Linked DNA regions of Homo sapiens: region 1 is linked to region 2. Evidence: chromatin loops called from intact Hi-C (ENCODE). Cell type or tissue: B cell. All regions are shown on one strand. Links, peaks and the distances in the headings refer to the core of each region. The heading gives the core; the rest is flanking DNA.

Region 1 (5,374 bases), core at 258-5,257, 270 kb before region 2:
TCTAGGGTGACCTCATCTTAGCTTGGTGACATCTGCTGAGACCCTATTTCTGAATAAGGTCACATTGGGAGCTTCTGTGTGGACATGAATCTTGGGGGAGCACTGTTCACCGCGGCATATGCTCTATGGGTGCCAACCTGAATCCCAGAAACAGCTCCCGACATCAGTGTGGTCATCACCCCGTTTTAGGAAAGGGTGACGCAGAGCTCAAGCCTTCAGCACAAGTGATGGCTGAGCAGTGACTCTGGTTAAAAACAAAAAGCAAAAAACCAAACACAATCAGGGCCCTGAGAAACTCCTTGTTTCTGTCATGTCAGTTGCTCCTCATGGCCCAGCCTCGTCGACCCCTAGAGCTGAGCGAGTGAGTCTGGTCAGGAGTCCCAGACAGGTTGCTGGGGCCCCGGCAAAGACACTATAGAAATGGGCTTCCAAAGAGACAAAAGAGATTGTGTTCATTTTAGAAATTCGAGGGTGGCCAGGCCTGGTGGCTCAGGTCTGTAATCCCAGCACTTTGAGAGCCCAAGGCGGGCGGATCACCTGAGGTCAGGAGTTCGAGACCAGCCTGGCCAACATAGTGAAACCCCGTCTCTACTAAAAAGTACTAAAATTAGCCAGGCGTGGTGGTGGATGCCTGTAATTCCAGCTACTCGGGAGGCTGAGGCAGGAGAATCACTTGAACCCAGGAAGCGGAGGTTGCAGTGAGCCGAGATCACGCCACTGCACTCCAGCCTGGGCAACAGAGTGAGACTCCATCTCAAAAAAAAAAAAAAAAAAAAAAAAAAAGAAATTTGGGGGAAAGGCAGAAGGGAAATATTTGTGATCTTTGATCCCTCTGGTGTTGCCGTTATCATTTTGGTTGGTTTTCTTCCTGGACTTTCAAAGTTGGGAATTGTAATTGTCTATTCCAGGGGTTGGCAGGTGGGCCAGACAGCAAGTATTTTCTGCTTTGGGGGCCAGATGGTTTTGGCTGCAGCTTTTCAATTCTGCCCTTGTAGCATGGAAGCCACCACACAATGTATGTTAATTGGCATGGCTGTGTTCCATTAATTTTTTTTTTTTTTGAGACAGTGTCTCACTCTCTCGCCCAGGCTGGAGTGCAGTGGTGTGATCTTGGCTCACTGCAACCTCCACCTCCTGAGTTAAAGCAATTCTCCTGCCTCAGCCTCCCGAGTAGCTGGGACTACAGGTGCCCACCACCACACACGGCTAATTTTTGTATTTTTACTAGAGATGGGGTTTCGCCGTGTTGGCCGGGCTGGTCTCAAATTCCTGACCTCAGGTAATCCCCCCGCCTCGGCCTCCCAGAGTGCTGGGGTTACAGGCGTGAGCCACCGCGCCCAGCCCCATTCACGTTTTATTAAGGATACTGAAAGTGGAATTTCATATAATTTTCATGTGTTGTGAAATATTCTCCTCTGGATTTTTTTCAACATTTAAAAATGTTCAAAACCATCCTTCACATGAAACCTGCACGCAGGTGTTTGTAACCACTTCATTCATACGGGCGCGGTGGAAGCAGTCAGGATACCCTGTGGTGGTGGGTGGATGTGCGAACGGTGGCGCTTCCCTGCAAGGGAATATTGTTTATGGATAAAAGGAAATGAGCTGTCAAGCCTTGAGCAGATGTGGAGGATGCTGAAATGTACATTGCTACGTGGAAGAAGCCAATCTGGGCCGGGTGCGGTGGCTCACACCTGTAATCCCAGCGCTTTGGGAGGCCGAGGTGGGTGATCACTTGAGCTCAGGAGACCAGCCTGGGCAACATGGTGAAACCTTGTCTCTACAAAAAAAAAAAAAAAAAATTATAATAATAATACAAAAATTAGCCGGGCATGGTGGCTCACACATGTAGTCCCAGCTACTTGGGGGGCTGAGGCAGGAGGATTGCTTGAGCCCAGAATGCGGAGGTTGCAGTGAGCTTAGATTGCACCACTGCCCTCCAACCTGGGTCACAGAGTGAGACCCTATCTCAAAAAAAACAAAAAACACCAGTCTGAAAAGGCTGCAAGCTGCATGATTCCAGCTCTAGGACATTCTGGAAAAGGCAAAATTGTGAAGACAGTAAACAGATCAACACCTGCTGGGGGCTCAAGAGGAGAAAAAGATAAATGGGCAGATACTGGATTCCAAAGGCAGCGACACTATTCTTTTTCCTTTTCTTTTCTTGTCTTTTTTTTTTTTTTTTTTTTTTGAGACAGAGTTTTGCTCTTTGTGCCCAAGCTGAAGTGCAATGGCACAATCTTAGCTCACTGCAACCTCCACCTCCTGGGTTCAAGCGATTTTCCTGCCTCAGCCTCTTGAGTAGCTGGGATTCCAGGCTCCCGCCACCACACCCAGCTAATTTTTGTATTTTCAGTAGAGACGGGGTTTCACCACGTTGGCCAGGCTGATCTTGAACTCCTGACCTCAGGTGATGCACCCTCCTTGGCCTCCCACAGTGCTGGGATTACAGGCGTGAGCCACCGCGCCCGGCTGCAGTGACACTATTCTGTGTGAGGCTGCAATGATGGACGCCTGCCACTGTGTCTCTGAAACCCCATAGACTGTACAACACCAAGAGTGAACCTAGTAGAAGCCCTGAACGTCAGTTATTACTGATAATGTATCAATATTGGCTCATCAGTTACAGCAAATGTACCACGCAAATGCAAGACATTAATGGTATGGGAAAGTGTGTACATTGAGGGGAAACTCGCTGTACTCTGCTCAGTTTTTCTGTGAACCTAAAATCGCTCTAAAAAAGAAAGTCTATTCATTTAAAAAAGTCTTCGTTCATGGGCTGTACAGAGGCAGAGGGCAGCCTCAATTTGGCCCTCGGGCCATGGTTTGTGGATCCCCCGGTTTAGGCTAACAGTGCCCAATAGAAATGTAACGTGAGCCACCTCTGTGATTTAAAATTTTCCATTAGCCACGTTTAAAAGTTTTTATTTCGAAGTAACTACAGGAAGTTGCAAAAAAAAAAAAAGTACCGGGAGGCCCTATACACCCTTCACCCACTTCCCCCCATGGTGACATCCTGCATAGAAGCATAGTACACTCTCCAAACCAGGAAATTGAGGTTGGTACAGTCCACAGGTCTCACGGGTATTACAGGCACCCATCTGTGCTTGTGTGTTTAGAATCCTGTGCCACTGGGATACATGTAGCTTCCGGCAACTACTACCACTAGCTAGACGCAGAACCACTCCCCCACCGCAGGGTTCCTCCACGCTGCCCTGGCACAGGGCAACCACTCCTCTGTAAGAATTTTACGTAACTGGAACCCTGCATGATGTCAGCTTTGAGATGGACTTTTTTTGGTTCAGCATCATCCTGTGAAGCTCTATCCAAGCTGTCCTGTGTGTCAAGAACTTGTTCCTTTCTACTGCTGAGTAGCAGCACCCCACGGTCCACGCGCTCACGGACTGATGGACATGAACCATGGCTTCCCATTCAGGGGCGACTGTGAATAAAGCTACTAGGAACATTCATGTGTGGGGTTTTGTTGGAACCTAAGTTTTCGTTTCTCTAGGATAAATTCCCACAAATGCACTTGCCGAGTCATATGTGGATTGATTGTGTGATTAGTTTTTTAAAATACGTTTTTTATCTAGTAAAAATAGAGACAGGGTTTTTGCCATGTTGCTCAGGCTGGTCTCGAACTCCTGGGCTCAAGCAATCCTCCCGCCTCGGCCTCCCAAAGTGCTGGGATTGCAAGCGTGAGCCACCGTTCCCGGCCTATGTGCTTAGTTTTTAAAGCAATTGCTAAACTGTTGCATAGAGTGGCTGGGCCGTTTTACACTCCCACCAGAAATTTACGAGTGCCTTGTTTCTCCACATCCTCATCAGTATTTGAGGTTGTCACTATTATTTTTTTTAAGCATCCTGATGGGTGTGTAGTGACATCTCATTGTGGTTTTAATCAGCATTTCCCTAATGGCTCGTGATGTCGAATATCGTTTTGTGTGTTTATTTGCCATCCAGGTATCTGATTCTTTGGCGGAAGATCTCTTTGTCTCTTAAGCATCTTCTTATATCTTAATAATATATATCGAAAGGCTTATGGGGACAACCTTTGGTTGGAGGATTTTGGAAAAAGTCATAATATGATTTATTGTGGCAACCAGAAGCGATAATATTGTTCTAGTGACAGGTAACAACCTGCTTTTTTATTCCTGTTAATACATGATTTCTTTTGTGACTGTAATAAAACAATGTATACAAACGATTCACTGCAATGAAGACAGATACCCAAAGAGACAAAGAGACATCGTCTAATCCATTTTTTGTTTGTTGACTACTGAGTTTTGAGAGTTGATTATACACTCTAGAAACTAGTCCTTTGCTAGATATGAGGATTGCAAATATTTCTCCCAGTCTGTAGTTCTTTTTTTCATCCTCTTAACAGGATCTTGCACAAAGCAAAAGACTTTAATGTTGATGAAGTCCAGGTTATGAGTTGTGCCTTTTATGAATCATACTTTTCATGTCAAGCTCAAGAACTCCTGACCTAGTCCTAGATCCTGAAAGTTTTTTTCTTTTTTTTTGTTTTTGAGACAGAGTTTCGCTCTGTCGCCCAGGTTGGAGTGCAGGGGCGCGATCTCGGCTCACTGCAAACTCCGCCTCCCAGATTCACGCCATTCTCCTGCCTCAGCCTCCCGAGTAGCTGGGACTACAGGCGCCCACCACCACGCCCGGCTAATTTTTTGTATTTTTAGTAGAGACGGGGTTTCACTGTGTTAGCCAGGATGATCTTGATCTCCTGACCTCGTGATCTGCCCACCTCAGCCTCCCAAAGTGCTGGGATTACAGGCGTGAGCCACCGCGCCCGGCCGATCCTGAAGGTTTTCTCCTGTTATTTTCCTAAAAGTTTTACGGGGTCGAGGTTTATTTATTTATTTATTGCCTATGGATGTGCAATGACTCCCGCGTCGTTTGTTGAAGAGGCTGCTCTTCCTTCATTGAGACGCTTTGCTCTTTTGTCCAATATCAGTTGGGCATATTTGTGTGGGTCTTATAGGTACAATTTTTTTTTTTTGAAACGGAGTCTCAGTTTGTCACCCAAACTGGAGTGCCGTGGTGCGATCTCAGCTCACTGCAACCTCCGCCTCCTGGGTTCAAGCAATTCTCCTACCTCAGCCTCCGGAGTAGCTGGAATTACAGGAGTGCCTCACCACACTCAGCTAATTTTTGTATTTTTAGTAGAGATGGGGTTTCACCATGTTGGCCAGGCTGGTCTTGAACTCCTGACCTCAGGTGATCCGCCTGCCTTGGCCTCCCAATGTGCTGGGATTACAGGCTATGAGCCACGGTGCCCGGCCATAGCTACATTTTTACAAGTCAAAAAACAAAAAGAAAACAAACAAAAAGGTGAAAATTTTTGTAAATTACCCAG
Region 2 (5,374 bases), core at 207-5,206:
ACTTTGTACCGGTGCTCCGGCCCCGGGAGCCAGGAGCGTGGCCAGAGCCACAGTGAGGAGGACGGCCGGGCCTCTCATGCTGGGCCTTCCAGATGGACAGGCACACAGGGTGCACAGGGCTGGCTCCTGCCGAGGAGGACAAAGTCCCAGGGTCACCCGGGCTGATCTCATCCCGTGCGCCTTTGGAATGTGGCTGTGCACATCCCCGGGTCGAACCTCGGGAGTGGGCTCCCCAGCCGTGTCAGTGCCACCCCTGGTCCCAGCCTCACGTGCGTGGGGTGGCATCAACTTGAGCATCTGCCTTTATTGCCAGCCGCGCCCTTGGTGCTCCAGGCTCCTCCCCTCCCTCCCCAGAGTGGGGACAGTGACCCAGGGCTCAGAGCACAGCAGGAGCCCATTCCACTGGGAAAGTCGTGCCCTCTCCCTCTCCCATAGCAACAGGTGGTCCCTCTGTCCCAGCTCACCCTGACCCCAGGGGACCCAGGTGAGGCTGGGGTGGGACCCCCTCTCCAGGCCTTTAGTGGTGCATGGGCCTCAGGCCTGCCTGGGTGAGGGCCTGTGGGGTGGGCTTCCCATGGTCAGGGCCAGGACCAAGCCTGGGTCACAGCATGGCCTTGTCCGGGGGGAACCCCAGGCTGGGTGCCTGTTCTCCTCCTGGTCCTGTTAAGGGGCTCCTTGAGCGTGGTGAGCAGACCGGGAACCGGATGGCTCCAGACCAGCGTCCTGTGGGCCTTCCTTCTTGGGATGCTTCCTTCTTGGGATGCTTCCTTCTTGGGAATTTCAGAGGGTGCCTGGGGCTCGGACGTTCTTGCTTGATGACAACAAGGGGTCAGAAGAGGGGGACTCCCTTGTTACCATAGGCACATGAAGGGTGGGAGAGGAACCCCTGGATTCAGTGTGCGGTTCTCCCTCCCTCTCCCCCATCTCTCCTTCCCCTTCTCTTATTTTCTCTCTCTTTCTCTGTCTCTCTCCCTCTTTCCTTCCCTGTATGTCTCTGTCTCAGTTCCTATTAAGCACGTTCTGTGTGCCAGGCATGGTTCTAGGTTCTGGGGACACAGAAGTGAATGAGACAGACAATGTTCCTCGTGGCCTCCATTCGAGTTGGGGACACAGAAGATAAAATGAACAAACAAGAAAAAAAGAGTTTCCCAAAAGAAGGGAAGGCAGGAAGACGTGATGGAGAGGCTGGCGGGGTGGGTGGGCGGCACGCAGTGGTGGCTGGTGGGGTTTCGCTGAGAGGATGGTGGAGGCCAGTGACTCTGGGGGACCATGAGCTAGGGGAGCGGGCATGGGGCAGGTGGCAGGGGTGGCAGGGCCAGTCCCGTAGGGCAGGTGGCGGTGATTCTCATGCCAGGCAGTGGAAGCCAGGCGGGGGTTTTAAGCAAGAGAGTGACATGAACTGATCTAATGCTAAAATATACTCTCCATTTGTGGGTGAAGGATAGACCAGAACGAGGGCAGAATGGACACTGGGTGCTCCCTGGAGAGGTGACTGCCTGTGTCTGAGCAAGAGCTATTGGTGGCCCGGACCAGGGTGGTGGCTGTGGGATGGGGCTGGGTTTGAGGCGGATCCTGGAGGTTTTGCTGGGAGGTGGTGCGCTGGATTGCATGGTGGGAGGTGGTGCACTGGATTGCGCGGTGGGAAGACGGAAGGGCATGGTTGGAGGTATTGTCACAATTTCAATCTGGAGCCACACACCTGCCGACAGTGGCCCCGGCCTTCCTTAAGACCTTTGGCTGGCTGCAGCAAGCAGACGCCGTCTCGAAGCGATGGCCGTGGCACTCAGATGACACCGCAGACGCCGTCCACAGCCTCCCCAGGCCAGCCAGCCTTTCCTAACCCAGGTGGGCAGGGACCACTGGTACGGATCCCCGGCTGCCCCTGCCTGGCCGACTGGAACACACTCTCAAGGAGGACTCCGTGCCAGTGACCCCTCTTCTTCATGCTTCTGTGCACCAAAAGCTGAAAACCAGGATGGAGCGACTGCCCGGTGCCTGCAACCACCGCGTGGGGTGCCTGCTCTGCAGGGCTGGGGCTCAGGGCACCCAGAGGTTTGGCTCCTCCCTGGGGAGCACAGACCTTGGGGAGGGTAAGGATCCCTGTGAGTCAGGGACACAGGTTACGATGCACGCACAGGGGGAATGCAGGCGGCCTCGGGAGAGGAGATCGGGCTTTGCTGGCACCAGCGTTGTGGGAGGCCCACAGGATGCATGGAGCCAGGAGAGAGGGCGGGAAGGCTTCAGGCAGAGGGACCAGGCATGGAGGAAGGGAGGCACCGGGGCTCCCGAGAGGGTCGACCAGGAGGAGCCTGTAGGCCGTGGCGGAATCTGGATTTTCCGCTGTGGCAGAGCTGGTTAGTTGTCCCCTAATATCTGTTCTCCCCTCTTTCCATGATAAGATGGCTGCTAGAAGAAAGACTACATTTCCCAGCATTCCTTGCAGCAAAGCAGGGCCACGTGACCACATTTTGACCAATGGGGCAAAAGGAGAATGTCTTGTAGCAGTCCCAGCCTCTTGCCGGAAGCTAGCTTTGCTTCTCTTCTTTTTTGATTTTTTCCTCCATCTGATGCCTCTGGCTGGCAAGCCACCCTAAGCCGCCTGATGAGGGGCTCCCCGGGGATGGCCGGGGTGCACAGAAGGGGCCTGGTCCCCAGCGTCCTGTGTAGCTCAGCTCCAGGCTGCATCCTCCCGGGGAGAATTCAACACACTCTGCCTCGTTGCAATTTCCATTATTTGGGTTTCCTGTCACTCTCAGCGGGACCTAGTTCAAGCTGATAATAGAATTCCAGGCCTGGGGGGCATTGCTAGGTTTAAGCAGGAGCTGGCTGTGGGGTGGGGCTCGAGAGGGCCGCCAGGGAGGCAGGGCCTGAGTGAGGAGCCGAGGCAGTGGTCCAGGGGCCTGGCCAGGCCTCGGCTGGAGTGCATTTGGGGTGTGCTTGAGGCCGGCGCAGATCTTGGTGGCTCGCAGGTCTGGGGTCCGTGGTTCTGCAGGTTCTCCTGTCGGCCCCTGGGGTTGTGCGAATTCCTGGTCCTGTTCACCCTCTTACCTGCCTGGGCCTGGTCTGGAGATGGCATGAAAGGTCTGCTCCTGCTCCTCTCAGGACATCCCAGCCATGCTTGGGTAACTCTTCCTTTGGTTTTTGGCTCTGTACCTCAATCCCGCTTTGCTGGGGAGCTCCTTGGGTCACCCCACGTATGTTTCCATTTTCTCTGCGATCTCATAGAGCACTTGGATGGAAAGGGTGTGCGGTGGTTGATTGTAGCTCGTGGCTACAGGACATTTCCTTCAGTCCGTGGGCACTGGGCAATAGCCACGATCTCACTGAAGCTTGGAGGTAGTTCTTGAGGTAGGACTTAGTACAATCCTCAGTTTACAGGTTGGAAACTGAGGCAGAGAGCGGTTAAAATCACTTGGTGACTGGAGGAGCTGAGCTGGAACCCAAGCGTTCTGGCTTCCGAGCCCCAGTGTTCAGCTTCAGCTGCTTCAAAAGGCAGCAATTTACCAGCCTTTGTTCACTTGGGATTCTATTGTCAGGCTTTGGGTCTATTGACAACATTTTATTTAAAAAATGGTGTAGTCCAGCCTGGCCAACGTGCTGAAAACACATCTCTACTAAAAATACAAAAATTAGCTGGGCATGGTGGTGCGCACCTGTAATCCCAGCTACTTGGGAGGCTGAGGCATGGGAATTGCTCGAACCTGGGAGGAGGAGATTGCAGTGAGGCAAGATCACACTACTGCACTCTAGCCTGGGCAACAGAGCGAGACTCTGTCTCAAAAAACAGAACAAAACAAACAAACAAAAATAATGCAGCTGTGAGTATCTTGACACCACTGACTTTTTCCTTTTCTTTCTTTCTTTTTTAACCTTTGCCTTCTTTCCTTGGGGTACAGTGCTTAGAGAAAGGTTATTGGACAAAGGATGGAAAAGCTACTTGGCTGTTATGATCAGATGGCTATCAGGTGACAGACCCTCTTCTCGACCTAACTCTACTCCACTAAGCCTTCAAGGCGCTGACCTTGGGCTCTGTCCTCGGCTTCTTTAGTTCGGGTTTAGCAAGAGTCCTGCTGAGTCAGTTTAGTGGAAATCCTATGTGATCACCCTCAGTATTTGATCAGATTCCTCATCCTCCACTCTCGATATCTTGTTACCCTGGCCTGCTTTCAGGAAGATTTCTGCTGAGTTGGCCGAGTAAGCATCCCGTCTCCTCAATGTCTCCTCTTAGTCATTTTCCACCCACCCGGCACACTTGCTCCTGGACTGCATGTCCTACTCGTCCTTGGTAGAGTGAGACTGAGCCCAATCTGGCTCTCCTACAGCTAAACCCCATTGTGGTAGCCCCCCTGGAATAAGGTCTTCCTACCTGTCTTTAACAAGAGTCATGAATACTTTTTTTCTTTATTTTAAAAATTATTATTGTTATTATTTTTTGAGACGGAGTCTCACTCTTTTGCCCAGGCTGGAGTGCAGTGGCATGATCTCAGCTCACTGACACCACGCCTGGCTAACTCTTGTATTTTTAGTAGAGACAGGGTTTCACCATCTTGACCAGGCTGGTCTTGAACTCCTGACCTCATGATCCACCCACCTCGGCCTTCCAAAGTGCTAGGATTACAGGCATGAGCCACCGCACCCGGCCATATGATTATTATTTTTAATAGAGATGGGGTCTTGCTATGTTGCTCAGGCTGGTCTTGAACTCCTGGACTCAAGCGATCCTCCCACTTCAGCCTCCCACAGTGTTGGGATTACAGGTGCGAGCCATGACTCCCGGCCAAATGTTTTTTCTTTAACACAGGAAAGGTTGAAGCAGTTGATAGCACCAGCAGCCACGAGTTAATGTAAATATCCCCTCTGCCCCACCCCGTGCTACCTTTATTGGGTTTTATCTTTTTATTCCTTTTCGATAGTGTCATAGGCGTGTAAAGATATCTTAAAGTATCAAGCCAGAGAAACTGGGAGATTTTCCATGTCATGATTTCTTGTCTCTAACTCCCCATGTGAGGACTTTTATTATCCTCGACCACTGATTAAGTGGGTTCTTCAGCACTGAATTTTGTGTGTGTGTGTGTGTGTGAGACAGGGTCTCGCTCTGTCGCCTAGGCTGGAGTGGAGTGGCATGATCACGGCTTGCTGTAGCCTCTATCTCCCGGGCTGAAGTGATTCTCCTACTTCAGCCTCCCGCATAGCTGGGACTACAGGCGCACACCACCACACCTGGTTAATTTCTTTTTTTCTTTTTTTTTTTTTTGAGACGGAGTCTTGCTCTGTCGCTCAGGCTGGAGTGCAGTGGTGCGATCTCGGCTCACTGCAAGCTCAGCCTCCCGGGTTCACACCATTCTCCTGCCTCAGCCTCCAGAGTAGCTGGGAC

The links. Peaks named below come from ENCODE experiments on the same cell type or tissue, not always from the same donor. Only the 100,000 strongest peaks of a DNase experiment are listed, where the experiment ranks them.
Region 1: it touches region 2 in a loop (16-fold over the local background); 3 of 110 quality-filtered maps call a loop at or near these places.

Annotation. Positions count from the first base shown.
Region 1 is chr17:79,994,943-80,000,316 of GRCh38, reverse strand. The region is part of intron 3 of TBC1D16 (TBC1 domain family member 16); the gene reads left to right. Among named protein-coding and RNA genes, the nearest start is that of TBC1D16, 38 kb to the left of the region's middle. In B cell, for the core only: no CTCF peak of the experiment used is centred there; a DNase peak (open chromatin) is centred at 3,096; H3K4me3 peaks cover 1,171 bases; H3K27ac peaks cover 1,525 bases.
Region 2 is chr17:79,725,844-79,731,217 of GRCh38, reverse strand. It overlaps ENPP7 (ectonucleotide pyrophosphatase/phosphodiesterase 7), which reads right to left and starts at 275. Exons shown (of 6, transcript NM_178543.5): 1 at 1-275. The coding sequence starts at 78. RefSeq lists enhancers at 1,476-2,435, 2,317-2,611, 2,518-2,637, 2,436-3,396. In B cell, for the core only: no CTCF peak of the experiment used is centred there; a DNase peak (open chromatin) is centred at 2,467; H3K4me3 peaks cover 577 bases.